4 separate regions of the Homo sapiens genome follow, and regions 1, 3 and 4 are each linked to region 2. A link is a loop called in an ENCODE intact Hi-C map of the cell type or tissue named here. Cell type or tissue: mammary epithelial cell. All regions are shown on one strand. Links, peaks and the distances in the headings refer to the core of each region. The heading gives the core; the rest is flanking DNA.

Evidence for each region. Peaks named below come from ENCODE experiments on the same cell type or tissue, not always from the same donor. Only the 100,000 strongest peaks of a DNase experiment are listed, where the experiment ranks them.
Region 1: a loop joins it to region 2, with 23 times the contacts of the local background. A loop is called at or near these places in 3 of 110 quality-filtered maps.
Region 3: it touches region 2 in a loop (12-fold over the local background); 47 of 110 quality-filtered maps call a loop at or near these places.
Region 4: it touches region 2 in a loop (16-fold over the local background); 37 of 110 quality-filtered maps call a loop at or near these places.

Annotation. Positions count from the first base shown.
Region 1 is chr9:3,005,426-3,013,452 of GRCh38, reverse strand. It overlaps the pseudogene CARM1P1. Among named protein-coding and RNA genes, the nearest start is that of PUM3, 170 kb to the right of the region's middle. In mammary epithelial cell, for the core only: no CTCF peak of the experiment used is centred there; no DNase peak of the experiment used is centred there.
Region 2 is chr9:3,178,255-3,186,281 of GRCh38, reverse strand. It overlaps LINC01231 (long intergenic non-protein coding RNA 1231), which reads right to left and starts at 4,693. Exons shown (of 5, transcript NR_121585.1): 1 at 4,393-4,693. RefSeq lists a silencer at 4,379-4,548 and an enhancer at 4,347-4,981. In mammary epithelial cell, for the core only: a CTCF peak has its summit at 4,457 (motif pointing right); a DNase peak (open chromatin) is centred at 4,501; H3K4me3 peaks cover 640 bases; H3K27me3 peaks cover 490 bases.
Region 3 is chr9:2,852,863-2,860,889 of GRCh38, reverse strand. No RefSeq gene overlaps it. Among named protein-coding and RNA genes, the nearest start is that of PUM3, 13 kb to the right of the region's middle. In mammary epithelial cell, for the core only: a CTCF peak has its summit at 3,104 (motif pointing left); a DNase peak (open chromatin) is centred at 3,099.
Region 4 is chr9:2,869,836-2,877,862 of GRCh38, reverse strand. It overlaps the pseudogene GPS2P1. Among named protein-coding and RNA genes, the nearest start is that of PUM3, 30 kb to the right of the region's middle. In mammary epithelial cell, for the core only: a CTCF peak has its summit at 5,097; no DNase peak of the experiment used is centred there; H3K27me3 peaks cover 265 bases.

The DNA of each region.
Region 1 (8,027 bases), core at 3,472-5,971, 170 kb after region 2:
CTGGATCACACTTGTGTGATTATAGCTCACTGCAGCCTCCAACTCTTGGGCTCAAGTGATCCTCCTACTTTAACCTCCCGAAGTTCTGGGATTGCAGGTGTCAACCATCCCAACTTGTCTATTATTCTCAATATGTGCTCTCTCACAACCTCTGATTTAGGAAGGGACCTTGAGTACTTATCTCATCAATACCTAGGTCCAAATCTATTGAATCTATGTAGTCAGAAGTCTGGGATCTACTTAGAATTCTATGCTTTACATATAGGGCCAACGTGGCCAGGTCACTATGTCTCTCAGAGCCTCAGCTTCTCTGTTTGTGAAAGATCATGCCTTCCCTGACCAAAGTGCCTGTCAGAACCAGATGCTCATGATCGTGCTGACTTTGTGGGTTGTTTACTCCCCCTCTTTTCTCTTTCCCTTATAGTTTTATGGCTGCATTTCTCAACAGCAGAACATGATGCAAGATTTTGTGAGGACAGCCACTTACCACAGAGCCGTCCTCCAGAATCACATTGACTTTAGAGACAAGGTAATGCCGGCAGCAGGTTATGAATCTCATGCATTTCAGAAACGTTTTCAAGACCAGAATCAAAATGAAGCTTTAGTAGAATTACCATATGACCCAGCAATTCCCCTCCTAGCTATACACCCAAAAGAATTGAAACAGGCATTCAAACAAATACTTGTGCACAAATGTTCATAACAGCGCTATTCAAAATAGCCAGAAAGTGGAAACAATCCAAATGCCCATCAACTGAAGAATATATAAGCAAAATGTGGTATATTTACACATGGAGTATTATGACTATTATTCACATTTGTATTATTCATAAGAAGGGATGCAGTGCTGATACATGCATCACCATGGGTGAACCCCCAAAAAAATGCTAAGTGAAAGAAGTCAGTCACAAAAGGTCATGTGATTCCATTTATGCGAAGCATCAGAGTAGATAAATTTATAGAGATGGAAAGTGCACTAGTGGTGTGGCTGCCAGGGTTGAGGGAGGAAGGGAAGTAGGAAGTGACTGCTTAACGGGGACGGAGCTTCCTTTTGGGGTGATAAAAATATCTTATAACCAGATAAAGGTAATGGTCGCCCAATGTAATGAACGTCTGAAATGACGCCATACTGTATACTTTAAAATAGTTAATGGTTAATTGGATGTTATGTGAATTCATCTCACTAAAATTATTAACCTTTGAGTGCCAGGAACTCGAGAGACTGAATGCACTGTTTTGGTGCATCGAACAGTTTAGGAGCTTTATTGCTACATAATAAATAGCTCTTCATGAGACACTCTATTTCAATTTTTTCATAGACTCCACAAGTACATGCGTTTATTTCCTTAATGAAATGGATATGAATGATGAATGGTTGCCAGCACATTATACACCTGTTGTCCAGGGTTATTCTACCTGTTAAAGAGACAAACTGTTCAGAACACTCAACAGCTTATCTCTCAGGCAACAGTACTAGTCCAAAGACTCGGCAGTATGGGATCTAGTTTCATATTTTCTCCTTAACTAGCTGTGTGATCTTAGGCAAAATGCTGAAGTTCTCTCAGCCTCACAGTCTAGTCTACTGACATAACAATTGTAGATCCATGGTCCTTTAGCTTTGCAGCATTACTTCCCAGGGAGGTTGTTGTAGAATATTGAAATAATTATTCCAATAATCATGCCTCCCTGTATCCACACATACATAGTCATGTAGCTGCTTCTCTCATCAAGAGCATTCTAATTTTTTGGCCCTTATCTCTGTGCTGGCTTTGTGACTTGCTTTGACCAATAGAATATGACAGTGGTGATGTTGTGTGAGTTCCAGAGCCTAGGCCCTAATGAGCCTTATAGCTTTTGCTCTCCATTTCTTGGAACCCAGTGATTACCATACTGTGAAGGAGTCTAGCCTGCTAGAGTTCAGAGGTCACAGGGAGAACTGAAGCACCTCAGCCAACAGCCATCACCAACAACTGCCAGACCTGTGAGCGAGGCCATCTTGGGTCTTCCAGTCCAACCCACCCTCCTGCCGGATGCAGAGGAATGAACAAATCCAAGCAAGACCAGGAGAGAAACTGCCCAGCCCTCCCACAGAATTGAGAGAATTCATAAATTGTTCCTGGTTTAAGTCACTAAATATTCTTGCATCTTTCCCTCTGTTTTCACTAACTATTGTTGCATAACAGTAGTTATAGTTGTATACAATACAATTATACAACCGCATACAAGTATATACAACTGTACAGTATTATTATACAACAATATTTAATGAAAACAGAGGGAAAGATGCATGAAAGGTAGTGATAAATAGGCCCCCAGCCAGAAGCTGGTTTGCACATGGCTTTCTATTCTTTGTCATGTCCATTCTGCTATTGAGCCCATCAGTGAAGTTTTTATTTTGGTTATCATATTTTTCAGTGCCAAAATTTCCATTGGGCACTTTGTTATATCATCTGTTTCTTGGCTGACACTTTCTATTTTCCATTGGTTTTAGTGGTATTCATGATTGCCGGTTGGAACTTTTTAAATAATAGCTGCTTTAAAAGTCTTTGTCAGATTGTTCTGACCTCTATGTCATGGCAGTGTTAGTTTCAGCTGATTATCTTTTCCCATAGGAATTGAGGTTTTCCCATTTCTTCTTGATTGGGTTCGGGCTGCAAGTTCCTTCCCCATAGTTGGTCTTCTGAGGGCTATGTTTCCTATGTCAGTTCATTTTTCAAAGCCTTGGCGGTGCTATTTGGATCTGTCCTCTGTGTATGTCACCCAGTGGTCAGCCTGGCACCTGGGCAGAGTTCTCAAAGTTTTGGTATGCTAATTAGTACCAGATCCATGCATGCACCGGCTGAGGATGACCCCAGGAACTTATAAAAGAAACTGTATGGAGCTGCTTTGCCAAGCTCCTTCCTCTCTGTGATACTTTTTGGTTCCCTGTGACCACTTTTCAGTCTCTTGCCAACAAGTTTACTCTGCCATGTACTTCCACGACTTTGCCTGCATATTGGCCAAGCAGAGAGAGACCAAGAGAGAAAAAAAAGCACTGGGGGTCAGCCCAGGCTTGGGAATGACAGCTCCACTGAATGGGGAGAAAGGTTTCCTTCCCTTATAGTTTTGGTTAATGCAGGCTGATGTTGCCAATACCACAAGATTCTTGGGGACGGGAGTGTGGAAGAAGGAAGGAAAGGGAAGGGAAATAGAGGGAAGAGAGGAGGGGGAGAAGAGAGCAACACAGAGAATTTTCACACCCTGACTATTAGAAATTTACTTTTCTGCTGCTAAAGCCAGAACTACAGGGTGTCTCAGGAGCTCTCTTTGTACCCTGGTGCTCATTTCTGGTGTGTTGACTTTAGGCCAGGGTTTACTGGGGGAAGAAAGGAGTTAACTCACTGTTGGTTGGGTAATATTTCAAATCCCAGTCTTATTTCCTGATATGGTTTGGCTGTGTCCCTACCCAAATCTCATCTTGAATTGTAGTTCCCATAATCCCCACATGTCCTGGGAGGGACCCAGTGGAGGTAATTTAATCATGAGGTGGCTACCCTCATGCTGTTCTTGGGATAGTGAATGAATTTTCATGAGCTGTGATGGTTTTATAAGAGGCTTTTCCCCTTTTGCTCGGCACTTCTCCTTCCTGTCATCATGTGAAGAAGGATGTGTTTGCTTCCCCTTCTGCCATGATTACAAGTTTCCTGAGGCCTCCCCAGCCATGTGGAATTGTGAGTCAATTAAACCTCTTTCCTTTGTAAATTACCCAGTCTCAGGTAGGTCTTTAGTAGCAGCGTGAGAACGGACTAATGCATTTCCTAATCTGCCTGACGTTCTTAACTCTTCGGAGTCCTCAAGTAGTTGCTCTAGGCATTCTGTCCAGGTGTTACAGCTGTATTCAATTCAGTGCGAGAGAGAGAGAGAGAGAGAGAGAGAGAGAGAGAGAGAGAGAAAGAGAGAAAGAGAGAAAGAGAGGGTGAAGTGGGCCTTGTCCAACCCACCTAGGACTGGACTCTATCTAAAAGCCACCTCTGTGTGCTCTGATGGGTGAGAGTAATGGGTAAAAGGCAAAGGTGAGACCAGAAATGGCGGGGTTTAGCCAAAGAGTCTTATATATCATATGTCTTGAGGTGCCCAGCAAACAACCTTACTTTGCCAGTGGGACAAGCCTGTTAACAGTTACGAAGTAAACATTCCCAGTGAAGAGGATCTGCTAGGATAGATGGGCAGGATGAAGACAAAGGAGAAAAACTAGTTCATTTTTGAGCTTATCTGGCCTTTAAGGTTGTAAGTAAGCAATCTTGTCAACCTAAGGTAGGTTTTTTCCGATTAAAATAAAATTTAGCTCTGAATTGCTGATTTCTTCTTCACGGTTTGAGCATGTTTCCTGGAGGTATTAGTTTTATTTAGGGAATATTCTCTTTCTGTATAGGGACTTAGTTTTAATCTACAATCTATTTTCTATGTTATCTATGATCTATTTTAAATTCTGGTTACAATTTTAAAGACCACTCCCTAAACTACTAATGACACTGATAACTTACATTATAAAAGTCTTTCACAGACTTTTCACATGGATCGTATCACTTGGCCATTTCATTTTTGTATCTTTTCATCTATAACAATGAAGATATTGGGCTAGATTATCTTTAAGGTCACTCCCAGCTCTAACTTCCTTTGATTTTACAAAATACCCTTTCCCTGCCTGCCTGAAATAGTTTCATCTGCCAATGAAATGAAATAGGCATCCATCTGTTAGGGGTTATGAAGGTGATAATTAATCACATGGTTGATAATTAATTATATCCCTTTCCTTCTTTGAGTTCTGAACCAATTTAGAAATAGACACAGATGTCATGAAGAAATCACAATATCAATGTTATTGTTGCTGTTTGGAGAACAGGGTTCAGACCTATTGCCAAATGCAGTTTCCTAAATCTTCTGCTCCGAAACCGAACTTTTCCACTCACTTACATGCTGAACTACTGGTCTCCCAAACAAGTCCAGAGCCTGCCCCATAAGGTTCTCACATGGGGGACTCAAGGGCACACACTTGGTTTGGAGTGGGCAGGCCGACCCCTCCCAAGCGCATGCACTATGCTTGCTCCATCCTATTTCCCAATGTCACCATCAAGGTGAATCATTCCTGCTAAGGGGAAAAAAGAGGGAGGGTAAATGACCACTCTTAATTCCATTACTGCCCTCTCCTGGGAGTAAATATTTCCTCCATTCTGAAAATGAATGAGAAAACTGACCCACTTTAGTGTCCCGGGAATCCTCTGGTTCTGAACAAACCAGGATGGTTGGGACCCCTCACTCCAAATCCACCAAATCCATCGCAAATGCAAAATCTTTTTTAGTCCTTTTTTTGTTTGCTTACATCATACTGAAGAGCATTCTGGAATAACGCCTGGGGGTCTGTGGAGGATGCTCCTTTTTCACTAAATCCTTGTGTTCTTCCTCATTGAAATTGACTATTTAAAAGGGCATTGAAATTGACTGCCTAAAAGCACAGGGGTTTAGAATGATCAATAACAATAGTTATTATTTATTGAGGAGCTTAGTATGGGCAAGCACCATGCTAAGGGCTTTCCACACACCGTTTCTTTTAATCTTCATCACAACTTTATGAGATAAATACTAATATTATTGCCCTTTTACAGATGAGAGAATAAGGGCCCAGGAAGGTTGATAGTTTACCTGATTTTATACAACTAGAAATAAAAAGGCCAGAATAAGACCCACTTAGTCTAACTTTGGAGCCTGTACACATAATCCCTGAAAGGCATTGCCCATGGGAAGGTTGGCTAAAATTGCTAAGGGAGATTTTTGTTGCTCCAGGCCTAAGGATGGGATAAAAACATTTTGGTTACTTAAACATTCCCATGAATACATGAGGTTGCCTTGCACAATGGTTACATTCATGAGTTCTGGAGCCGGAGAGCTGAGTGGAAACTCCTGCTTGACCACTTACCATATACCTGCCATAGACCTTTGTCCTGTTTGTCTTGAGATCTTGGGCAGGTTGTCTACAGTTTCTGGGCTTTGGCTTCTTTGTCTATAAAAGTAGGAAAATGATAAGAGTAGTAGCTACTTTCTAGAGCTCTTACAAGTTCAAGATGATATAGTGTCTATGAACTCTGTATTAGCAAGGATTATTATTATTGATGGTCACGGGTTTCCACCTCTGCTATAACTTTAAAGCTTCCAAATCTTGATTTTTCATTCTGCCTCCTCCATGTAGTTTTAATGAAAATCATTTCTTGGCCAGAGCACACTGCTGGCTGAGAACTCCATTTGGAATCCTTCCAGGAAACTGACCCCACTAGAATCCAACCCATCTCCCCTTCTTGGAGTTTCTGTTAATTGCCATCTGGCTATTTTTAGTTTCTTTAAGTGTGCACTGGGCACAAGCAGGGAAAGTCCATCCTGCTGAGGGTTTGGGGCTGTGTGAGCTGTGGGGTTTTAATTTGAAAATGTTTTGACACTTCATTTGTCAGGGCACCAGTTGCTGGAAACTTGTGAGAGTGAGCAGGAGCTGAGAGCTTATTATTTTTTAAAATCAGTGTTTTCACAGAGGAGAGAATCCCCAGTTGCAACAGCTGCTTAGTGCCTCCAAATGTGAGTTTGGCTTAGGCAGAAGGGATTTAGGGATTTGAAAGCTTAAAAGAAAACATAAATAACAACAAACATGGAAAGCAACCTGTTCAGACTGTCAGCTGATATTCAGATTTGCAGAGCCTGAGCTTTGGTTCTTCTGATGTGAGTTTTCTTTGGTGTGGGCTTATCATCAGTTTGGTCAAAGGCCTTTGAGTCCATTTCTAATCCTGTTCTGAAATGATCCCTCACTTTAACACACCGCACACACTAATGAGGCCTGACCTTCATCACTGACTGGAATAAAGGCTATAGCCTAGATCTGCCGCATAGGGCTGTCTGTAAGTGCTTGCTTCCCTCCATTTCTACTGACCCTCTACTTCTTGACCAGCATAGATGTTAACCCTGTGGTGGCAGAATCCTTGTTCAGAGCCTGTGGGTAGGAGTAGAAAGAAAAGGAAATTACTTATGATTCCTGCTAGGGGCTTCACATATCCTATCTAATTTCATCTTTGTGTGTTAGTCAAGGTTCTTAGTTGCCAGCATCAGAAACTAATTCTATTAATTTAAGGTGGGGTGAGAGGATTTCTTTAAATGTTACAGGAACATCAGAAAATGAGTCTTAGAAGCTAAGTATCTGGAATAATTTTCAAAATCGTGTTGCAGAATTGATCTCAGGAAGACAGCAATGCAGCCAGACATAGACACTGCAACGTGCACAGCTTTCACTAAATACCAATCTTGAGTGTTGTCCTAAGAACTTTCCCTCTGATGCTCTAGGGTCTGGAGGTTACTGTGACCTCACCATAGTGGACTCCATGTAGTCCCTACATCTTCACCGTCTGAGCTCCCATGCAAAGCACGTCTTCCTGGCAGAGCCTGGGTCATGCTTGTGCTTTAGCTGACACCTTCGCTTCCCTAGCAAGAGGCTGGTGCTGCCTTAGAATGTGGGGCATTCCCCAAACATAGGAAGGGAGTTCTGATGCTGAGAGGCACCAAAGAATGGCAAATGCCCACTGCGCTGTACAACAAACAAATGCAATACATATTGTTAGGCTAATAGTATAGACAAAGAGATTGGAGCTACAGAAAGTTAACTAACTTGCTTTAGCATAAACAACTGCTATGTGGCAGAGCTACATACAAACTCAGTTCTGTCTGTATGCAAAGCCTGTACTGCAGGGTGATTTTAGGGGTGACAGAAAGTCATTTGTTTTGTGTTCTAGGTTGATAAACTGACATTTCGCTATGTGATTTTTGGAATGTGAGGGGAGCAGGCTGTGATGGTAAAAAACAGTATCTGCTTACATATATATATATATATATAATTTTTTTCTATAGCTTGGGATTTTAAGTCTGATTCAGTTTTCCAGGGCTACCATAACAAATTACCACAAAGTCAGTAGCTAAGCGCAACTGAAATTTGTTCTCTCATTGTTCTGGAGGCTAGA
Region 2 (8,027 bases), core at 3,414-5,913:
TCTTATATAATCATAACCATGTAGACACAACATAGAGAAGCTCCCCACCTGGCTCTCAGCCACTGTTTTCTGTGCAGTGTGTAAATGTAACACTGACCCTGTGAAGGGGCTGCTGAATAAAGCCAACTCTCTTTTACCTGGTGTCTCTCGAGTGTTCTTCCAGCTCCCCAACCCACATCCACCCACTCTCCTCAGACCTCAGCTGGAGCTGGACCCCAACCCTGATTGTGACACTGGAGTTGTACAGATGCTCACTTGAGGCTTTCTTCACCTACCAGTCTAGCATTCCTAGAGGAAGGTCATATACCAGTTAAACCCCGCCATTTGCCTCTTAATGCGCATGCTTGAGCCCATTTGCCCAACTCCCAAGATCTTATTGAGAAGCTGCTGATCAACAGTTTCAGGTGTTTTCTATCCACTGGGAGACTGCCGTTCCCTGGCGCCAGCTGTGATCAATTATTTTATTATTTTAGAGAGATAGTTGACAACCACCTGACCATCGCCTGATGGTCTCCTGACATTCCTGATGCGTTTGTGTGGTGGGGTAGCCCTCTCCTGCCCTGTTCATGCCTGACTAGCTACCTACCGTAACATTACCTGCACATATTTTAACATTACCTGCACATATTTGACATCTAAAATATTTCGAATTAAAACATTCACAAGAATATTTTTTCCAGTTGATTGCTAATATTGACATTAAGGAATAGTTACAGTCACATTTTAAAGGAAGCCAGCAATTCTAATTAATGTGGTTATTTGATATTCATTATCATTCATTAAAAATACCTGACAAGTTCTTATAGTCAGAAATCATATATATTTTCCTTATCTTTTCCAAATCTTATTTCCAATGTACTTACTCCATAGAATTTTATGCTACTTGTAATATAGTTTACACTTAAACATCTGTTATCCTAACCTTATACCTGCTACAACTAAAATGTATATAAATTTAAATGCAACTTAAAAAAAATTCCATGACCATATGTCTGATAAAAACTCTTGATTTAATTATTACTATACTTTTTATTACTAATTATAGATGAAGATAGCCATGAAGGTAAGAGAATTTAAGTGTAAGGACCACTCATTCTGTGGCCACTGTTGTTGCTGGAAGTTGCTAAGTCACATAGTAATCTATCATCAAAGATTATTTTTAACGATCTCTCAGTTGGCACCTTAATAGGTCTCCCTCAACTTTATTATGAACAAAGAATTAGCTACCATCTGAGTTTTGAAATGATTACAGTCATTTACTTTCTCTACAGCTACAGCAATATTTTGAATTGTGTCTTTTTTTTTGGTGCTGTAAATTTTTTTATGTGTATGGCAACTAGACACTAGACATCATAAAATTTAGGATGAGTGACAGGTATGCCTTTCCTTAAAACAGTGAGCACTGAGAAGGGGAATCTGCATCTTCATTAGTGTTTCTGAGGAAGATCAATTAAAAAAAAACTATTTGTGGAAGTAGAGGGTCTGGAAATTTATTTCCTTAAAATACTCCTTCCTGGGTCTTAACATACCTCAGCTTGAAGACTACTGGTATAGAGAGTAAAGGTTGGGTCATTCTGTTTCTCTCTCTCTCTCTCTTGCTCTCACGCTCTTTCTCTTTCTCCCTCTCCTGTCTCTGGGAAAATATTAATTTGCAGAATCAATATAGTTTATTTTTTAAGAAAGATAAACATGGCCCAGGAGCAGTGGCTCACGCCTGTAATCCCAGCACTTTGGGAGGTCGAGGTGGGCAAACCACAAGGTCAGGAGACCGAGACCATCCTAGCTAACACGGTGAAACCCCATCTCTACTTAAAAAAATACAAAAAATTAGCTGGGCGTGGTGGCACGCATCTGTAGTCCCAGCTACTCGGGAGGCTGAGGCAGGAGAATCGCTTGAACTGGGGAGGTGGAGGTTGCAGTGAGCCAAGATTGTGCCACTGCACTCCAGCCTGGGCAACAGAGCAAGGCTCTGTCTCAAAAAACAAAAACAAAAACAAAAACAAAAAAAGATAAACATTCTACTTTCTTCATAATGTTTCCCATCTTTCATAACAAAGTCCATCTTTTCCTGGAATATGCAGTACATTTTAGTTTCTCTAGTAATCCGGTCTAGTTACCATGACCCTCTCACCCTACCTCCTCGCACAATCCTTCTCTCAACCTGTCTTCTCTCACGTCTGCCAGGAATAACAAGTGTGCTAATCACCAAATCAGACACACAAGGGCTGGGCCTAAGCTTTGAAATGATATCTTTCATTTCTCTTCCCCAGTGGTGACTACCAGGGAACGTGTGGGTTCTTTCAATGGTTGTCCTCCAAAAGACATATATACATTCTAACTTTCCAAACCTGTGAATGCGACCTTACTTGGAAAAAGGGTCTTTGAAGATGTAATCAAGGATATTGTAAAACATAGTCAAATGTTGATCATCCTGGACAACCTGGATGGGCCCTAAATCCAATGGCAACTGCCCTCGTAAGAGACAGAAGAGAAGACACATGAAGATGAGGAGGTAATGTGACCATGGAGGCAGAGGTTGGAGTGAGGCAGGGAAGGAAGCCAAGAAACAGGGAATGCTTCCAGAAGCTGGAAGAAACGAGGAAGGATTCTCCCCAGAGCCTCTAAAGGAAATAAGACCATGCTGATGCCTTGATTTCAGGCTGCCGGCCTCCGGAACTGCGGGGGAAATTCTGTTGTTTGACGCCACCAAGTTTGTGGTGATTTGTTACGGTAGCCCTTGGAAACCAATACATCCATCTGAAGAAATAATAAATGAAACACAATAAGGCAATTTTATCAATGATTAATATTAGCATTACCATAAAGATTTCATAAAGGATTTGTTATGAAGAACTTCAGAAAAAAATTAGGTCCCTTCTACATGGGCCAGTTTTGTTCTTGGCTGTAAACTATGTGAGAGGAGCTTGAGGAAGCACTTTATATTCTGAGTCACTTGTGCTTTTGAGAGGGCCCAGCTCTGAGTTCAGGAAGGTGAGTTAGTTCATAATTAGGCAGCCTTTTATTTTTATGACCAGATCCTGACTTACATCCAGGCAGAATAGGTGAAACACTGTGTATGATTGGATCTGAGAGGCTGGGAAGCCCATGAGCCAAAATACCTCGTCTACCAAGAATATGTGACCTCAAAGTCAACGGTATTCATTCTTTGGGGTTAAGGCAGGAGCTCTGAACTTAGAGAGATTATTTAGTAGTTACTGGGATCTCTTTGCTAAGCACCCTAAAAAAGGCATTGTTATTGTAAAATATAGTCAAATGTTGTTATTTATGGCAGCTATGTTCTATGAAGGTGCCACTAACATTCCTCCTAGGGGAAATACCTAGGGTTAGGTTCCTGCAAGCTTCTGGTCACAACATGTCATCCCTCCGTCAATAGGTGGAAGGTGTGTAAGGGTGAAGTGGGATGCAGTGTTTTATGGCCTTTACGCCAGACTGAGAAAATCTCATTCCTAAGAGCTTCCAGAGCCTGAATCAAAGCCATGCAGCAACAGAATGTGAGAATGAGAAAAAGGGAAAAGAGTACGTAGATGATTGAGAAAGATGAGAGACAGAGAGAAGGAGGGTGAGGAGGAAAAAGTCTTAAAGGAAAACTGGAGAAGCCAGAGAGGCCTGATCAGGAACTGGGAGAAAGAAGAAGGTGTGGGAGGCAGATAAATGAGACCCAGGATTTCATACAGCTTGGCTGGGTTTAACAGTCCCACTTGGGAGCTCTGAAGTCATAGAACCCAGGACTTCTAGGGAAGCTGGTTCTTCTAAAGTCAACCTGCTCAGTTAAGAGGAACATTGTCTTCAGAGGATCAGAATGGATTTACAAACCTTGCTTCCTCCCTGCAATTCATTCCATTAGGAGGTCACAGACTGGGGGCACACAGAAAGCAGTTCAGCTTTTGAAGAAAAGGTCCGTTTATGGCACATGAATCTGTAAGTGTGGGGGATTCTTGTCAAAAGAAGAACTGCTTCTTTTCTTAACTCTGCAGCAGATCAGTTTCTCTGCAAAGAGGACTAAGGACCTGCGAATCGGTTACTCAGAGCTTGGAGAGCCCAACCTTTTAAGCTGGAGCCGAGAGACTATGCTGGGTAGCTGCTAGAGATCGGCATCAACTTTGGGACAAGAGTCCCTGGCTCTGCTGGCCCACTTCTAGGGAAATGGTTCACAATACAGCAGCGAGTAAACCTTCAATCCCAAGTTAAGTAATGGAAGACGAATATGGTCTTTTGGGCCCAGCCAGTTGACAAATGTCTGCGGGCTTTCCTATCACGTTGCTGCTGCTCTCTCGACCCTGTCAGTGAGGAAAGAACTCAGCACTTAGGACTGCTGCTCACACTTGGGTGCCAGTTGCGCCAGAATCACACCAAGAGCGAGTGCCCACTCACCAAGCAGAGCTCAGGCAAAGGACGTTTCCAAACCGACGCCCACACCCGCAGAGCGGTCCCAGCGAACAGCAGGTGTCACCCTTTTGCTTCCAAACCCCAACCACTTTCAGGTGCCTCGCGCGCTCTCCAAACTTGTGTGCTCAGGGCTGCCGCCCCGCTGGGTGGCTGGGCCCATCTGCGCGTCTACGGGGCGCTCCTGTGCGGAGGGTGGGGAGTTGCAGCTTTCCAGCGTGCCCTCCAGGGGGATGAGGGAGGTGATGCCGAGGGCAGCAGGTGCCAGCAGAAGTCACCGGGCGTCTCGGAGGTCGAAGACTGAACTTGCAACGGGAGCTGGGGAAGGTGGTGCGCGCTTCCAAATCCCTCCCCCTTGCCCCAGCAGTTTCTCGGTGCCCAGAGCAGCGCGGGGGAGGCACTGCTAGGGCTCAGGAGCAGAGGCGCTTGGACCATGGCTGCGACCCCGGCTCCGGCCCGGGTCCCCGCGCGCCTGCAGTACAGTGTGCAACTGCGCTTTGTGACGGAGGAGCAGCTCTTTCGGCCTGGACAGTTCTGGTGCCCCAGCCGGAAATCTCTGCGGCTGGAGGTGCAACCAGCAGGGGAGGAGGCGGACGCGAAGGTGACTGATGGTGAAGTACCGGGCACTGCCCCCGCATGCCGAGTCCCACTCGGAAGTTGCGGCTCTTTTGCGCGCTAGCGCGGTAATTGGAGCGCGGGTGTGTGCACGTGTAGGGATGCGAGTGTGTGCGCCCATCGCGCGTGCATGGAGTGCGGGTGTGTGCGCTCGTTGGGCGTGTACGAGACTGCGTGTGTCCGGTCGGCGTGCGTGTACCCGCGGTGCGCTATGTTGCCCGGCGCGCGCGTGTAGAAGTGCGGGTTGCGCACTCCGGCTGTCCCAGAGCAGGTGTGCATCCCCAGCAACTCTCTGAAGGGAAATGCCGGGCTGCCTCTCCTGTCCGGAAAACGTCCAGATGGATCCCGTCGTATCTTTATTGCTCTCAGAGAACTTAGTAGCTGTAGGCAGACGAGCTCTGAGAACCAGCTTCGGCCTTAAGAGATGCCAAAAGTGGGGTCAGGAGAAGAGAGGCATGTGATTTCTTCGCCGGGAATCCATTCAGGACCAAAACAGGAGAGGCGCCAATGTCTCAGTACTTCCAAGCCTACGTGTTTCTCATTCCTTTCCAAAGGAATAGGCCATCTTACAGTTGCACGCGAAGCTTTCTGGTGAGCGAAGTTGTGAAGTTGAGAAAGGACTGAGCGGGGTGTACACCAGGCTAAGTGGCTGTTGCGGTCAGTGTGGCATCCATTTGGCATGACTTTTTGGTTCGACATGTGGCCTTCACCAAGAAAGCATAAGCGCAGTCACCTGGGCTCCACGAGTTGTGGGTATATTAGGGGAATGCTTTTAACCTTGGTAGGATTCCAGATCTTTTTGAGAATTCGAGGACACTTGTAGACTTTGGCTCCAGCAAATGCTCATACTTGCTCACAAAACTTTGCATAAAAATTGGAGGGGTTCACGCTTCTTGCCCCCAGCTCATATTGAATACCTGTCTCTGGTTAAGTGTGGAAAGCAGAGCTCCTAAGGCAGCTGTGAGGCTCCGAAGACTTAGGGAGTTTCTTCCTACCCAATTTCTGAGAGTCTGAGTAGAGTTTAAAGTGTTCTGCCCTGTGAATTGGTTCCAAAGGGAATTTCAAGTAACTGGCAGGTACTGCCTTCTCCCTCCTCAGTGATAAGGATACAAGTTCACTTCTCTATCTTCAGAGACTTAGAACATGATCAGGCACATAGTAGACACTCAATAAATGCTTGTTTTGGAGTGAAAGCAAGCCGTGGGATGTGTCTTCTCCCTTTACTGTAGGCCGGGATGGGCAAGTTTGGGTCTTAAAACGAAGTATTAAATACCATTTGACTAGTGTTTTAGGAAGCTTGAGTCTTGGTAATGGATCAAAAGTCTTACTCAATAGCTCACTGATTTCTCTTTTGGCTGTAAGAGAAGAAAGGAAGTAGCTTTTAGTGTTTCTCTTGGGAATTCTGAAACTCAAGCTTCCAGAAAAGAGTACTGTTTGCCTGCTATAGTCAATTTATTTAATCTCCAGTCATGTGCAGAGAAAACAGCAGATTTGCGACTTATGCATTATTTCATGTCCTATGGTTTTCTTTTCCACAAATGTATGTTAAGAGAAGAAATATCCATAGTTCAAGGTGATTGGAGTTTCAGACTCCCCAAGGCATTACCCCAATGCCTGGTCTTTGAGGACATAATTATCCTAGAGGAGCTCGCCTTTAATGCAGTACATCAAGTCCAGAGATGACCTCTGTGGTATGTGTTGACCCGGACTAATGGAAATAGAATAATTAAAGCCAAGGCAGGGAGGTAGTCATTGCCACAAGATTTTGACAGAATTCCTTGGGAAAGATTCACTAATAAGGAAGCAGAAAACTCACTTTCCAGTCCTAAGGTGCATTCAATGTATGAATGTAGTTATTAAAGCTCAGTTCCCTTTTATGGAAAGTTTTGAAGAGAAACTATCCTGGAGTTTTTCTTTAAAGTAGCTCATTTTATTATATCACCAACTAGGCCCCTGTGGATGGGGACCAGGAAGAGAAAGCATAAAAAGAAATTCTAATACATTATTGGAAGAAAAAAGATTCTGGCAAACTCAAATATTGTGTATTTAGTAGCAGAATTTTGAGTGGCTAGGATTTCTTTGGGAATAAATTTGGCCCAAATTCTTTCATGGACTTTAGAAATGAGTCTAAGCAATGTACACTGAGAAAATTATACAGATTTACCTCATAGCTATAGTTGTTAAATAGGTAGATTCTGGGATAATGCTGCCTCAATTAGAATCCTGGCTGTACTCCCTGGCTATGTTAACTGTAGTGAATGATTCACTCTATTTAAGCTTCATTTCCTCATCTGTAACCTAAGGATGATAATATGAATTATAATGTTTAAATAAAATACTACATGTACCACGTTTGGGACAATGCCTGGCATATACTAAGAGCTCAGTAAGTATTAGCTGTTATTATTATTTAGAGACAAGTTCTCACTCTGTCACCAAGGCTGGAATGCAGTAGAGTGATCATAGCTCGGTATAACCTCAAACTCCTTGGCTTGTGTGATCCTCCTGCCTCAGCCTCCTGAGTTGCTAGGACAATAGGCATGCACCACCATGCCCGAATAATTTTTACAATTTTTTGTACAGATGGAATCTTGCTATATTGTCCAGGCTGGCCTTGAACTCCTTGCCTTAAGCCATCCTCCCTCCTCAGCTTCCCAAAGCATTGGGATTACAGATGTGAACCACTGCACTTGACCTATTGTTAATGTTATATTTACTTTATGTCCCCCAGACAACAGTTTCCTTAGGCTCTTCTTACAGTGAGTTAGGCTATATTTTTGTAAAGATGTTGCAAGAAAGACCATTAAATCTGCTAAATAATAACCTGGAAAATTTGAACAATCGTTTAGAGTCCTGATTTCAATAGCTTGACATGTAAAAAATGGAACAGAATGAGACAAACCAGTCTATTCTAATTTCAAACTTTCCAAAATTGACCACAAATTTACAGAGGTAACACACCAGGGGATCGGCAAGCAATGGATTCTAGCTTGTGAACTCTGGGAAGA
Region 3 (8,027 bases), core at 1,823-4,322, 320 kb after region 2:
GGTGTATGAGAAACTTTGACCTTACCTACCACTAATCCAATACTTGAATCTTCTTCCCCAAATCCATAAAAGGTGTAACTGGGGCTTGCCTATGCTTGCATACTTCTGATGAATTAGAACTCACTACTAGAGATGCTAACATATCTTCCTCTTAGAACATTTGTGACTGAATGCTCTTCTGCTGTTGAACCTAATTATTTCCCCTTCGTTTGTGGTCTTAGACTAGTGACTGCACTTACTGTCTAAATTGTACAGTCTTCTATGTGTCAGCCCCAACCTGTGAGCAACACGCTTTATCCCCCTCCCTGTCATGACCCACGCTCCTTCTCACGTTGAAACATCTCAAATCCTTTGTACTATTTCCTATACATATCCTGAATCGTCAGCATCCTTAACTCTCTGCTTGAGGTGTTCCAATTTGTCTGTATCTAATTTTAAAATGTGATTTTCCAAACAGAGTACAACTTTCCAGGTTGGTTTGCCTCACCCAAAAGAGAGTAAATGCATCATCTCTTTGATTCAAGACATTCAACTTCTTCCCTCAATGTAGCCCAAAATTTCCTAAATCAACTCTCCCATTCCTATTAACTCATTTGATGAAAACAAGTTCATATGCCAGTGTGAGTCTAGAAGACTGGTTTCCCACAGAAAAAAGGAGAAGATGGCAGATCTTACAAACTAATAAGATACGAGAATGGCTGATTATTTATTTTTAAATGTTCTGAATTCACCTAATTTGTGCTTAGCATACATCTCTTCACTTGTGAGAAAGTATACCATTAGCAAGATCCTCAGACACCTTTCAGGGGACTCACACATCCTCTTAATACGCCACTCCAGTCTAGTAAGCTCCAGAAAAAGAGTGGAGTGACTGTGCTGGGACTTGTCCTTGGTGACTGCTTGCTGGCGCCACCTACTGGGATCAGCGTCTCTTTCCAGGTTCGTACATTCTTGGGAACGAAGACTGAGTTCCCCAATATGCAGTTTGTAGAGTTTATTTTCTTCCCATCTTAGAAAATGTAAAGGATGTGAAGTTCTTGCTTGCAGTCTCTTGTTACCCATGAGATTAAAAAAGTCCCACTAGCAGCAGTTCCATGATCTCATTTGCATATTATCTCAGTAAACTACAACTTTGATTTGCCTGGGCCATGAGACACAAAGGTAAAATGATTAATATTCTTACCCATGTTGTTCATGATGAGAAAGTGAGACAATTTACAAATAAATTAAATTATTAATAACAAAATTACTTTCATTTGTACTATTGAAAGTTAGTTAACACGTATTCTTCTCTTCCTCATATATTTATATTTATATTTATAGTTTATCCCAGTCTCTAGAGTATTTAGCTATATATATATATAAATATTTAGCTACATATATATATAAATATGTGTATTCTATTTGATAGCAATAGAAATTTGCTCATGACCCACAACAAACATTTTGTAGAGAGACAGTATAAAATGCAGATGGTTTTGGGGGGTGGAAGTTGTTTTTTATTTTGTTTTAGATACAGGGTCTCACTCTGTTGCCCAGGCTGGATGGAGTGCAGTGGTGTGATCATGGCTTACTGTAACCTCGATCTCATGGACTTAAGCAACCCTTGTGCCTCAGCACCTCAAGTAGCTGGAACTACAGGCATGAGCCACCACACCAGGTTAAGTTTTTAATATTTTGTAGAAACAAGGTCTGGCTATATTGGCCAGGCTGCTCTCAAACTCCTGGCCTCAAGTGATCCTCCCACCTTAGCCTCCCAAAGCACTGGAATTACAGGTGTGGGCCACTGCACCTGATCTTTTCTTTAAAAAAAATGTAACTTAAAAAAAAAATCTCTTTAACTCATTTCTTCTTTGAGTGTGGCCAGCTTGAGGGAGGCTTTACTTTCTTCAGTTGGCAAAAATGTATGATACAGTCATTAAAAAGGCACTGAACCAAAGGTTATTAACTTGGGGTCTTCCAATATTCAAGAGATTCATGGACAGAAATCAAGAGGTTCATGGACAGAAACAGTTTCTAAATATATATATATTTATATATATATAAATATATATATTCTAAATATATTATTATAATAATATAATCATTATATATATAATTTTTTGTTTGTTTTTGTTTGTTTGTCTTGTTTTTTTCTTTTTTTTGAGACAGACTTTCTCTCTGTTGCCCAGGTTGGAGTGCAATGGCGCGATCTTGGCTCACTGCAACCTCCACCTCCCAGGTGCAAGTGCTTCTCCTGCCTCAGCCTCCCAAGTAGCTGAGATTACAGACGCCCACCACTGCGCCTGGCCAATTTTTTGTATTTTTAGTAGGGACAGGGTTTCGCCATGTTGGCCAGGCTGGTTTCGAACTCCTGACCTCAGGTGATCTGCCCACCTCGGCCTCCCAAAGTGCTAGGACTATAGGCGTGAGTCACCATGCCTGGCCAGTGAAAATATTTTTTAAAGGAACATAAGAAAGGAGGAAGGGAAAGAGAGAGAGAGAAGGGAAAAGAAAATACACCTTTATTTTTTTTTACTAACTTTTAAGTAAAATTATAGTTTATAAAATATGATTGTTAAGCCACAACATCATATTATAGTTGTTGCAGATATTTTGAGATATTGTTTTTGCTTATTGCTATTTCAAGATTACAATGGATAGGAGGCCTGCCTCTGGCTTTTATTATTTACTGCATTCATAAAAAAGCACATATATTACTATGTCTTGCATTTGCTTAAATATTCCAGTAGCAGCTTTTCAATATAACTGGCTTCCGTTGCAATCCTACGCATCCTATTTTTTGCATTTAAAATCACAATGCTGAGAAGGAGTTCAGAAGTCTCACCAGACTGCCATAGGGATTAAGAGCTCCTGCATTAAACTCTTTTGAGAGCTTTGTTGGGAAAAACAGAATCCTTCAGGCCATCCTGTGCCAGGGGAACCGAATTGCCTCAGAACAGACAGAACCTTTGCCTCTGTGGTTCTAGACCCTGACTTTAGAAGAGATGTTAATAATAATGAAAGACTCTCCTTTCTAGCCTGGAGAGTATTGCAGAATCCTGGAGAGTATGCCATCCTGGTGATTTTGGGTACCATTGGGTATTTCAGGGAAATAGTGCCATCTGGTGGCTGATGCTCCTCCTCCGGTGCACACTTCTGTTTGTCTTGTAATTAGAAACATTCATAGCGAAACACAGTGGCATTTAAAAGTATCAGCGCATAGCTCTTCCCCATTTCCGTCCACTGCGTGTGTTTAGTTTTGTCAATTCACAAATCTCACAGATTCAATGAATGATAATGCTCAGTGTTCTGTGGAATCACATTTTTGTCTCCTTTTTAGAAATGTTTAGCAGAAGACAGTGATTGGCAATTTGAATTCCAATTCTCAAGGCTTCAATAATGGTAAAGGTCCCTCTTCCCTCAAAATAGCATTTTCATTTTTTATAATGCCTGGATCATTTCAAATACAAGGTGTACAAAGAGATATCAGGGCTGTAGGGTTGTGAGTGGGGCGTGATATCTGCAGGCTTCAGGTGATGTTGATGTTAGTGGATTCCCGGGGTTTCTGACACACTGACCCTGGGTTTTCTTTCATATGTTGGTCAAGTTGCCCTTGACTCAACAGTTATGATTCTGATTCTGGCTCTGCATGTGGGCTCTGCTAGTTTTCCCCACCTTCTTTACTGCTTTTTACAACTTCCACTGCCCACTTCTTGGTCCAAGCTACCAGCACTTTTTCTCAGATTATTGAAAGAGTCTCTTAACTGGTCTACCTTCTTCCACATTTTCCCCGCTAAGTTCATTCCCCACATGGCAGCCAGAATGATACTGTAAAACCACAAGTTAGATCGTACCCACCCCTCTGCTCACAATCCCTTTCCTTCAGAGAAAAAACAGAAGTCTTCGCAATATCCAAGACACTGTAATCAGGCTCACAGATAACCCCCTAAACCCATCTCCTTCTCCACTTACCCTCACCAACAATACTGACCTTCTTGCTGTTCTTCAAACAAAGCATGGCTCTGCCTCAGGACATCTGCACTTGCTGTTCCCTCTGCCTAAAACACTGTTCCTCCAGTTACTAACATGGCGCATTCTGCATTCTCTTGCTTCTTTCAAGGGCCCAGAGACTGTGTGGCCCGTTCTTTATTTTTCTCCATAGTATTTATCACTATCTAAATTTTTATGTGCTTTACTTATTAATTTTTGTTGTTTTCTTCCTCTTGTTAGAACATAATCTCCATGAGTATAGAGATTGTCATCTTTGCTTCTTATTAAAGTTTCCCTAGTGTCTAAAAAAAAATGCCAGTCATGGAGCAATCAAATGCTTGTTAAATAAAAGACTCATATTTCCTGCCATGATGAGATCCCAATCTACCTGTTAGATGGACTCTGTTTTACTGTGCCTGTTGTGAGATCTGTCCCACCTGGACTCTCCTGGCCTGTGAGGGTCACTGGATGATTCTCAGGTATGTTCTGAGCTATGGCAGGTTTCTCTGCTGCTTATAGCATCAAAGCATCATTCCTGAGTTATAAACCTTAATGTTGAATGTCCTTCCTGAAAATAGCATAGGATGACTCAAAAAGTGGCTCTATTGATAACAAAGATACTTCTGTCAAAAATGAATGTACAAAGTTTACTAAATGAAATGTCAAAGTAAGAACAAGCAATATTTATAGATTTGTATATTATTTTTAAAGTGATTTTAAATGTGTCTGTGTCACTACATAAATTAATATTATAAGGAGACATATGCCTAGTACACTTACGTCTATAAAAATTTAGTTAACCAAATTGGCCGAAATATACTATTGGGGCTTCTTCAACTAATGGAAGAGAGGAGCTCTGTATATTCAAGCATATATAGTATTTGCTAAGACTCTCTCCCTCCCTCCTTCGCTCCCTCCCTGCCTCCCTTCCTTCCTTCTCCTCTCACCTCCCCTCCCTTCCCCTCTCCTCCCCTCCTTTCCTTTCATTCTTTGAGACAGGGTCTTGCACTGTTGCCCAGGCTGGAATGGAGTGGCACAATTATAGCTTAATGTAGCCTCAAACTGGGCTCAAGTGATCCTCCTGCCTCAGCTTCCCAAGAATCTGTGACTACTGGCATGCACCACCACGCCTGGATAATCTTTTAAAAATTTTTCGTAGAGATGGGTGGGGTCTCGCTATGTTGCCCAGGCTGGTCTTGAACTCCTGGCCTCAAGTGATTCTCCAACCTCAGCCTCCTGAACTGCCGGGATTACAGGCATGAGCCACAGCACCTGGCCTAGCCTCTCTTCCCTCTCTTCTTCCTCTGCCTTTCTACTCTTCACCTTTTCCTCCACTTCCCTTTTCTACTCTTCTCATCCTCCTCTTCTGTTTCATCTTCTTGACCTTTGTGCTTTGCTTTCTCTTCATCCTTTCTCATTATTTTCAAATATATACCTTTAAAAGATCTCCATTCTCCTTGGTCATATGTACCCATTCTTGTTCGCATGTCAATTTCTAGAGAGTAGAAAATAATTCAGAAGAAGAGTGGGGAAAATTAAATCTTCTTAGGTTGCTGAGAATGTCTAGGCACCTACACTGATGGACAAAGTCTGAGAATAGTCATGGGGAGGATGATTCCAGCCATAAACCTGGCAAAATATCACTCATTGCCCTCCCAGGTGTGGTGCTTCTCAGTACATAATTGCAAAAAAGCGGGGGTTTTTTAAGTATAGGGTATGTCTTAGTTATTCCTTCTGTTGCAGGTATGAATTTGCTGCAAGAATCAGCCTTTTTTTTTTTTTTCCTAAATTGAAAAGATTTGGCTAAGCTGCCACCCACTAGAGGTGGTGGAATATTTTCAGTAGTGTCTCTAGAAGTCCCTCCCTGTCTCATGCATCATGAAGAGTCCCACAGGGCTTTAGCTGCCAGAAAAAAAATCAAGGAACAGAGTCTTTAATCTTTAGTTCATTGTGATTGTCAAAGAAATGCTCATTCCCCAAGCCCTTTGGACCCTCAGAGGCATTCCCTTCTGTTCCACCTTGTGTTCCTCTACATTGTGGGAGTCCTGCCTCCCACCCCCCACTTCCACCTCCACTGCAGTCCCATCACCACCTGCAATGCTCCCTGACACCTGGAATGCTTTCCCTCTTGGATATCTCAGGTCCATTCTTCAAGGAGCCCGGCTTTCCTTTATCTTTCTTTTATATTCTTTTCTTTTAAAGTCTGTTCTGTCTTGCTGATGAGCCAAGGGGTGAAGAAAAGGGAAAATACCTCTCATTCTTTTTGTTACAGCTATGAGAATGAGACTGAATTAATGCCTCAGTATATTATTTGCTCATGCTTCTATTTTTTGATTATCAGACTTGGGGGAGATTTTCTCAAAAGCTCCTGCTGGAAATATTTGAACAAACTGTTAGAATGTACTTTTAATTTTTTTTCATTAATTCCTAGGTAATGTTTCTTGATTTCCATTATTTCTTATTTTTTGTTTCATCTCTATGAAAAGGACAGAATGGCTAAAACGAGCAAGTCTGGAGTTTGAGGTACAGTTGCGTGCCACTTAAAGACAAGGATACATTCTGAGAAAAGTGTTGTTAGAAATGTGTTTCGGCCGGCCACAGTGGCTCACGCCTGTAATCCCAGCACTTTGGGAGGCCGAGGCGGGAGGATCACGAGGTCAGGAGATCGAGACCATCCTGGCTAACATGGTGAAACCCCATCTCTACTAAAAATACAAAACATTAGTCGGGCGTGGTGGCGGGCGCCTATAGTCCCAGCTACTTGGGAGGCTGAGGCAGGAGAATGGCGTGAACCCGGGAGGCAGAGCTTGCAGTGAGCCTAGATCGCGCCACTGCACTCCAGCCTGGGCGACAGAGTGAGACTCTGTCTCAAAAAAAATAAAAAAAAGAAGAAGAAATGTGTTTCATCATCGTGTGGACATCACAGTGTGCACTTACACAAACCTACGTGGTACAGCCTACTATACACCTAAGCTATATGGTATGGCCTGTTGCTCCTAGGCTACACACCTGTACAGCATGTTATTGTGCTACATAACTGTAGGCAATTGCAACACAATGGTCAGTATATGTGTATTTAAACATATGTAAACAGAAAAGGTACAGTAAAAATATGATACAAAAGATAAAAAATAGTACTCCTGCCTAGGGCACTTACCATGAATTGAGTGCAAGACTGGAAATTGCTGTGGGTGAGTCATTGAGTGAGTGATGAGTGAATGGAAAGGCCTAGGACACTATGGTATACTGCTGTAGACTTTATAAGCACTGTACACTTAGGTTACATTAATTTTTTAAGTAATTGTGCTATGACATTATGGCTGCAATGACATCACTAGGTGATAGGAATTTTTAGCTCCATTATAATGTTGTAGAACCACTGTTGTATATGTGGACAGTTGTTGATTAAAATGGCATTATATCGCCCATGACTGTATGTTACACTACTATTCCATGAGTGTGTTTATTCCACCTTTCCCCAGATCCTTTTTTTAAAAAGATTGATCTTGTGAATACTTATTTTCCGTACTGTATTAAGAATAATGCGTGTGGGATAACATTTCTTTTGAGGCTAACTCCGAAGTCATTAAATGGCCAAAATCCCTGGTTGCCTTATAAGACAAGGGTCTTTAAGACCAATCCCTGAAAATATTCCTTTATACAAGCTCATAAAATCTGTTCTATCTTTTCACTCCCTACTATCAGCCCATTGGTCTGGTCTGCTGAGGAAACTGAAATAATCCACTGTTAATAATCCTGTAGTGGATCCTGCCGGTAGACTGTCCGAATCCCCACCCTGGCCTCTTCAGTACACGTTGTCTGGCCTTCCACTGCCAGCAGATGGATCTTTTTCTGAAAGTTTCTCTGATGCCACTAGATGCCACGTTGATGCTCATATAGCAGACCAGAAATATTAGGGAAATACTACCCCCACACCCACCCTCAGAAGCAGTCGTCAACCAATGACTGATGGGAGTTCATCTATGAATGCCCCAGCTTCTGGACCCCTTGGGTGGGCTATCTCTGAGGTATATGTACTACATTGGCTTCCAAAG
Region 4 (8,027 bases), core at 3,664-6,163, 310 kb after region 2:
CATATCCCCAAGACTGGGAATGTACACCTGCCAGACAGACCACTCCGAGAACAAATTTTTCCCTGCCAGAATCTCCATATAAAGTAATAGTAAACCACATCCTCAGGAGAGACATGAACAAAAAGAGAAAGAGTAAATAAATACATCTGTTCTTCACAAACTCAGAAAGGGTTTATGCACTTGATGACAGCCGATGATAATGTTGGATCCCCCAAAAACATGGCCATCAAGATGAGTGTGATGGTGAGAAAGTCACAGCTCTCACCTCATCAGCCATCAAGGTGACAGATGATCACAGTGCTGGGAATTATTTAAATTTAACTTTTGAATTGTTAAATACAATAAACTCAAATAAATACAATAGATTCAGACGGTTCAAAATTCAAAATGTAAAAAGGATGCACAATGATGTCTCCAACTGATCACTGTTTCCTACCTTCCAGTTCACTTCCCCCCAAAGAAACTAATGTTATTACTTTCTTGTCATTCCTCCATACATACATGCACAGTCTTCCCACCCTCCACCTTCTGACACAAGTGGCGTTTTACCCACATGCTATTCTGCATCTACAAAGCCAGAAATCTGCCAACGTGGAAAGAAGTAGGTTTTTGCAAATCCACTAACAGCTTCTGAATTCATAATTTTTTTTTAGAAAAGCAGTTATTTCTTAGGTAGTAAGCATGGTAAGTAGAGTCTAACTTGAGTTCCCATGTGTCTGGAGTGTCTGTTGAATACAGCTGACCTATGAGGAGGCAGAAGAGACCTGGGAGAATAAATATAGGAGATGTGACATTTGTGCCTAAGCATTCTGACACAAGTTCCCAGGGATGTCATGGAACCTTGCCGTCACTGATGTATCCACCTGCTATCATCCCCTCCCTTCCAGAACCTCTGGGCAAGCCCTGCCCTCCTGCCAGCACTCCCTTGGCTGGCTCAGGTCCTTGGTTGGCTCTCTCTTAAGTTAATCAGCTGCCAGAATCACCACCTGTCCCTTGTCAAAATTGGCCTTGTATTGCAAAACGCCTCCCTCTTGGCTGGCCATTCTTGCGATGCTTCCATCAGGATTTACCGTGGAACCAGGTCCCCATGACCCTAGTTTGATGTCCCACTCCCCACTGCTTGCCTGAGTCCCTCTCCAAGCAGGGGGCGTGTGCCTTTTAAATCTGAACCAATTCCAATATATAAAAACATAGAGCCCGGTTTTTAAAATGACCACCTGACACGCCAAGTGAAGAGAAGCTCGTTTTCAAATGATTCCCGGCTGTTATAATAGCATTGTGGGACTCTGGAAGGATTCGGCCCAGCCGCGGGCTGTGACGCAGAGGCCAGGGCGCACAGGAGACACGGAGAAAGCACAGAGAAGGCGGTCCCTGTTTGAGGTCTGGAGTCAGAGACAGAGCCAGACGCCCAAGGCCCGAGCGCCCACGGCAGCACCATGCCCGCAGTCTTGGAGCACCCCAAGCTTTCCAACGCCATGGCCAGAACACTGCACCAAGCACATTGTGATGGAGCAGGAGCATAAGCGACAGGAGAAAGAAGAGGTGGACAAGATGACGGAACAGAAGATGAAGGAAGAACAGGAGAGAAGGAAGAAAAAGGAGATGGAGGAGAGAATGTCACTAGAGGAGACCAAGGAACAAATTCTGAAGTTGCAGGAGAAGCTTTTGGCCCTACAGGAAGAGAAGCACCAGCTTTTCCTGCAGCTCAAGGAAGTTTTACATGAGGAAGAAAAACGGAGGCGAAAGGAACAGAGTGACCTGACCACCCTGACATCAGCTGCATACCAGCAGAGCCTGACTGTTCACACAGGTACATTACTCCTCAGCACGCAGGGGAGCCCTGGAGGACACAATCGCCCAGGCACCCTCATGGCAGCTGACAGAGCCAAACAAATGTTTGGACCCAAATTGCTTACGATCCGGCACTACGTTGGCCCAGCAACTGCTTTTGCGGAGACACCAGAGCATGGACAATTCCAAGGCAGTCCTGGTGGTGCCTATGGGACTGCTTAGCCCCCACCTCACTATAGGCACACACAGCCAGCTTATAGTCCTAGTCAGCAGCTCAGAGCTCCTTCGTCTTTCCCTGCAGTGCATTACCTATCTCAGCCACAGCCACAGCCCTGTGTCCTGCACAGCCACTTTCAGCCCACTGAGACAGATTTCCTACAGCCTGGTGGTGCCCTATCCTTGCAAAAGCAGATGGAACATGCTAACCAGCAGACTGGCCTCTCCCACCCATCCTCTTTGCGTCCCATGCACCCCCAGGCTCTGCATCCAACCCCTGGACTCCTTGCTTCCCCACAGCTCTCTGTGCAGATGCAACCAGCAGGAAAGTCGGGCTTTGCAGCTACAAGCCAACCTGGCCTTTGGCTCCCCTTCATCCAACACAGCCGGAACCTGCAATTCTACCACAAGTGACCATCAGATTATATCTTCAACACCATGCCCTTCCACCCCACCGTGGGTGAGGGTACAATAGCATTGTGCCTGAATGGTTCAGTCATCACAGAAGCAAGGAGGGCAATTTTATTTTATGTTTGACCTAGTAACAGAAATTGCGATTGGAAGTCAACTTGGGATACTTAAAACAGCTACTCATAATCTTGTCAATTAACATTTGTGCATTGCATTACTCTTTATGAAGCACTTTTATGTACACTGTCATAATACATTAGGGGGTGATGGTGGCTCCAAGCAGAGAAAAAAACTGTATTATTTTACTGCCTAATCTTAGAAACAGGGAGGAAACAGACAGTTTCTTAGAAAGGAGACTATCAAAGCAGACCACAGAGCTAAGCACAAAAGAAGAAGCATTATCAATGCCAAACTCAGAGAGGCTGAAATGAAAATATTCCAATTCAAGAATTTGAGAGAGACACATTGTGGGAAGAGGGTTAAACCCAAATGAGGACCTATCACAAAATGTTCAAGATTGAGGGCTAGTGAACAACTGTGTGGCCAGAGTAGGTTTTTGGTTCTTTTATTTATAGCATAGGTAATACATAGCTTTGTATTAAAATATAGCAACTGCAGCTAAACCAAAAGAAAATAAGCAGTATATTTTAGGCTTTTCTGCCCAGTATCTTTGAGGGCCACAATCTTGGGGAGAGTTGCCTGAAGTTTGTCTGCACTGATACCCCAATTTGTTGCTTCTTTCCTTTTTTCCCTGAAAAAAAAAAATGCTTACTGGTTCCCTGTCTGGTCTGCCCCTTCTTCCAGCGGTTTGGGAATAAACATTTTCCTAGCTGTTGGTGACTCAGTAATGGACTTGACTGATGGTAACTGCCTTTCCTGGAGAGTCGGTATTCATAGTTGTCTCTTATCTCAAAGGCAACAATGTATCCATGTAAATTGTGAAAGAATCTGGCTTGATTAATGTGGTGGCAATGAATGCCAAGAACAATCATAATCCGTCACATCTGCTGATTCTAAATCGCCAATCTTGAATAAATATTTTGCTTTTGGTGCTTTCCCTGAAGAGTCTTAAGAGACTGACTTGCACACATCTTCATGTGTCTTCCTCCACCCTCACTGCATTTGCCTATTAGGTTTCCTTGCATGCAGTAGGTACTCATTACATGTTTTCTGACTGAAAGTTCTCTTTCTTAGAGGATTGTGAGGCTCCACTTTTGAACTGGCTGATTCATTCAGCTTTATCTTGCATGAACTAATCCAGTATGAAGCCATGTCCTGATGAGAAAGAGAGAGCTGAATAGTTGAAGACAGTTCTTCCCTTTGAGAGTAAATTTGTGGGAATGTGTGAGGGTTCATGGCATGGCTAAAATGTGATGAATCTGATCGTGTGTGGGGTGTATGTGTGTGTGTGTGTGTGCACGTGGGCACGCATGGGCATTATATTTTCCAGAACTACGGGACATTCCCAGTATATGTCCATTCTACCAGAAGAAAGCACTTGGGGTTCTTTCTTCTCTGACAGTTCTTGTCTCAAGACTCCCCATCCTCCAGAATTCTTATCTATTTTATGACAGTTAATGCCCAAATGCCTCAAGATAAAATTGATCTCAGTCTTAGAGAAAAGCAGACTCATGCCAACCTGGGTGGGATACAAGTGGGAAATGATCTTTCTGGAATGAAGATCGGGGGGAATAAGGAAATGAAACAAGGGCAGGAAAGTAGCCAGGGAAATTAATACTGGCTTAGCACTTCTGGAACATGGTTGAGGGACTCTCTCTGGAAAGTTCTAATAGTGTTAAGCCTGCAGTCAGCCCAAACCCCATCTTGGCCCAGAGATGAGGTGAGAAGCAGGGATGGAGGCAAGAGAGGAAGATGAGTGCAAAGAGAAACTGAATTAGAGGAAGAAAAGAAGAGAGGGGAATTCTAAGTGGAAATCAATCGATGGAAACAGTAAAGATTTATCAATAGCCCTTTTCCTAGGTGGCTGTAAAGAGTGCCTACCTATCTACCCACCCACCCATCTATTCATCTATCCTGCCTTTTTCCAAAAGGATTTGAGCTCGTTCCATAAAGTGTATGTAATAATATAGTATAAACTATAATTAGGCAAAATTACACAGAAACACAAGGATGGGGACAAAATGAAGCCAGGAATGGGGCTGGCCACACACGCTTACTATGGCTGGATCGTGTGCCTGTCTAAGGAACTGCCTGTGACAGTGAGAAACAGTGATACACATAACTAGAGTGAGAATCTTGCTGAACCTGTGTTCTGGCCTGTGGCATGTGTCTTCCTCTCCAGATCTGCCTCTATGATTATGTCTTGCTTAGACTCAGCCACACCCAGTTGGGCTTTGTGGGTGGCATATGCAATGGGTAGCACTGGGGGGAAGTCGGGCTAAATGGGTGTGTTTGTGAGTATCATATACGTTAAAACGCAAATACAAAAATTGCTTCACTTGCATAAGGCAAATTAACAGAAAGAACCTGTCCAACTATAGAATAAAACCTTGTCAGAGGTTATAAAACAGCAACATTAATTTTTTTCAAAACTCAAAATATAGCAGATTTTAAAACCTTTTTTTTTTTTTTAGATTAAAAAAATCCACGATTGAAAAGTGTGTTGACAGAGGCTGTGAGGTTCTTTTCTTATCTGACATCTCCCTCTACCGACAGTACCTTCTCTCACTTTTGCCTTGCAACACGGCAGGGAAGTCCTTTGAAAGTGACATGCCTGTGAAATGCCTTTGAGTTCTGGTTCACAGATTGGAGAAGGACCAGGTTTTGTGGGGGAAGATCATAGGTTCCTTTTGGGTCTTGGGGAATTGGAGCCTTCTGAGTTCAATCAGCAATAGGATTCATGTGTCTGGAGCTCAGAAGAGAGACCTCAGAAGAAGATAGAAGTGAGAGAGTGGCCAGTAGGAGCAGATGAAAGAAAAGAGGAGGAGGAGGAGGTTGCCCTGACCTTGAGAGTCTCTCGTACATAAAGGCCAGCTAGATGGGGAGGAGCAAAACAACATAAATTCAGTCTTTCGTTCCAGCGAATGCCTTTGTAAAACATTTCCTACTAAGGGCCATCCATCTTTGACTTATACAATTGCAGTGTTGGAAAACTCCCTCTTTCATTGCTGTTTGACAGTTCTTATTGTTAGAAGTTTATTACTTCTGATGAGCTGGAAGAATCTGGTTCGCCACCATTTCCGTCCCTTTTTGTCATTCTGCTGTTCAGTGTGATAAAGATAGAATCTGTCATCTCACACATTTACCCAACAAATGCTTCCCCATGAAAATCCCATGAGACAAATATGGGTAAATGTTTAAACTGCCCAGTTCAAGGTCTTTTCCCTACCCTCTCCCACCCCATTATAAGCCCTTGAGAGCAAAGACTGTGTCTTATTCCCCTCCCCGCCAGCCTCCAGTCTATCAGACATTTCAGGGAGTATTTCTATGTAATAAGTGCTTCTTGAGCATAATCTATTTAGACATTGCATCAATTGAATGAGTAACAAACTATTATCATCCCCATTTACAGATAAGAAAACAGGTTTAGAGAGATATATAACTTGTACAGTACCTTATAGCAACTGTGTGGTAGAGCTTGGCTTGGACACCATGTCTCTCTGATATTGAGGTTTAGGGTAGTTAAATCAACGTGGTCTTTCCCCTTTTGCCAACTAGACGCCATGAGGCACAGAAAAAGCTCACAATAGCGTTCACCGGATTGAATTAATTTGTGATAATACCTACTTGGAAATTGGTAAAGTGGGTTCAAGAGCATATAGGTGAAACAGGTAAGATTGTCTCTAGACCCAAGCTTCTCCTCCACTGAAGTGACTGATTTCCTTATCTCAGCATTAGCTCCCATAAAGCAGCCCCCATCCCAGCTTGCTCCACCAGCCTCAGTCAGTTCTGACTAGAACGCTTATGTGACTCCTTCTACGGCCCAGTTTCCCTCCAGCCCTCATACCAAGCCCTCCATCCATCCAGGATTTCTATTGCCCTGACAGTTTGGTCAGTACTTTCAGCTCCCATTATTCTAGATTCCCTCAGAGGGCAACGGATTCCTGCTGGTTATATTTTGGATGTAATGGGCTTGGGCTCCCCACTAACAAGCTCTGTAACCTTGAGTAAGTTACCTACTTCCTTTGAGCCTTGAGTTTATTGTCTTTAAAATAATGGGCCAGGCCTGTAATCCCAGCACTTTGGGAGGCTGAGGTGGGAGGATCACTTGAGGCCAGGAGTTTAAGAGGCCAGCCTGAGCAACATAGTGAAACCCCATCTCTACAAAAAATTTTAAAACAAAAATATTAGCCAGGCATACTGTTGTGTGCCTTGTAGTCCCAGCTACTCAGGAGGCTGAGGTGAGAGGAAGTTACAGGAGATCAAAGCTGCAGTGAGCTATGATCATGCCATGGCACTTCAGCCTGGGTGACAGAGTGAGACGCTGTCTCTATTTAAAACATAAACAAAATAAAATAGTAATGAGAACTATTACTTGTTGGCATGCTGTGACTTTAACTGAAAATGTAAGTTAAATGTGTAGTAGAGTGCTTGCCCCACTGCCTATCTACTCTATGAGTCTGTAGATGGAAATTGAAAACTTTGTGATTGCTCTTTCAACTTGGAGAAGATGAATAATGAGAGGAAATAGAGACAGCAAAGAAAGAGAGAAGTTACAGGAGTAAGAAAGCAGATAAAATGCAGTATCGTGGAAGCCACAGAGAGAGTACGACCCTTAGTTCTTGTTTCCAATTGGATGGTCAAGAATTTCTGTCTTGCATTTGGCAAAGAGATAGAAGGGATTTTCAAGGCTTATTTCTATAGAGACATGGGGATAGAGACAGATGGCAGAGAAATAAAGACAGCAAGGTCTCAGGAAAGGAAGGCAGTTATTGATGACTATGGGTAAATTTTGGCAGGAAAAGAAAGTAGACGAGAGGGCAGCAATCCCAGAGCAATGGGTTTATGACAAGTAGATAATGGATAAATGCTCACAGAGTCAATGGCTGAGGGAGTAACTGAGTGAGTGAGCAAAGATGCTTGGAGTTTCATGAAATGGTTTTGATAACATTGGTGATGTTGTTGGGTCTGTGGCATTTCTAAGCCTTTTTAGTATTAGTAGTGGGAGAAACATTGGAAGAACTATACAACATTCTTGGCTCACACAAAAGCACATCCAAGGGCCAAGAACATAAAGTAAAAATCCTTTCACCTGCTACCATCTGTTGCTCTCTAAACTGCCAAACTTTTCCTCAGTGCCCTCCAATAGTGGAGGCTATTTCCTCAGACCCCAAATAAGGTGTTAAAGATGACCCAAGAAACCTAGTTTTTGATTGGAAGCTGATCATCAAAGATTTGGAGATGTATGATGGACAAGTCTGAGTATATAAATCCATTCAGAAGCATCTCCTGAGATTCTTACACTCAGTTGAAGTTGACTAAAAGCTGGACAAAAACCCATTTGTCTATCTTTTTCCCTTAGCCCATTCCCTGGATCCAGACCTCCACTCCCTCAGTGCTGTAGGGTAGGCAGAAAGAGTATAAGTTCTCCAGAGATGGGATGGTGAGTATCAGGCTGGCCATTTAGTGTAGGTCAAGGCTTCTGGCAT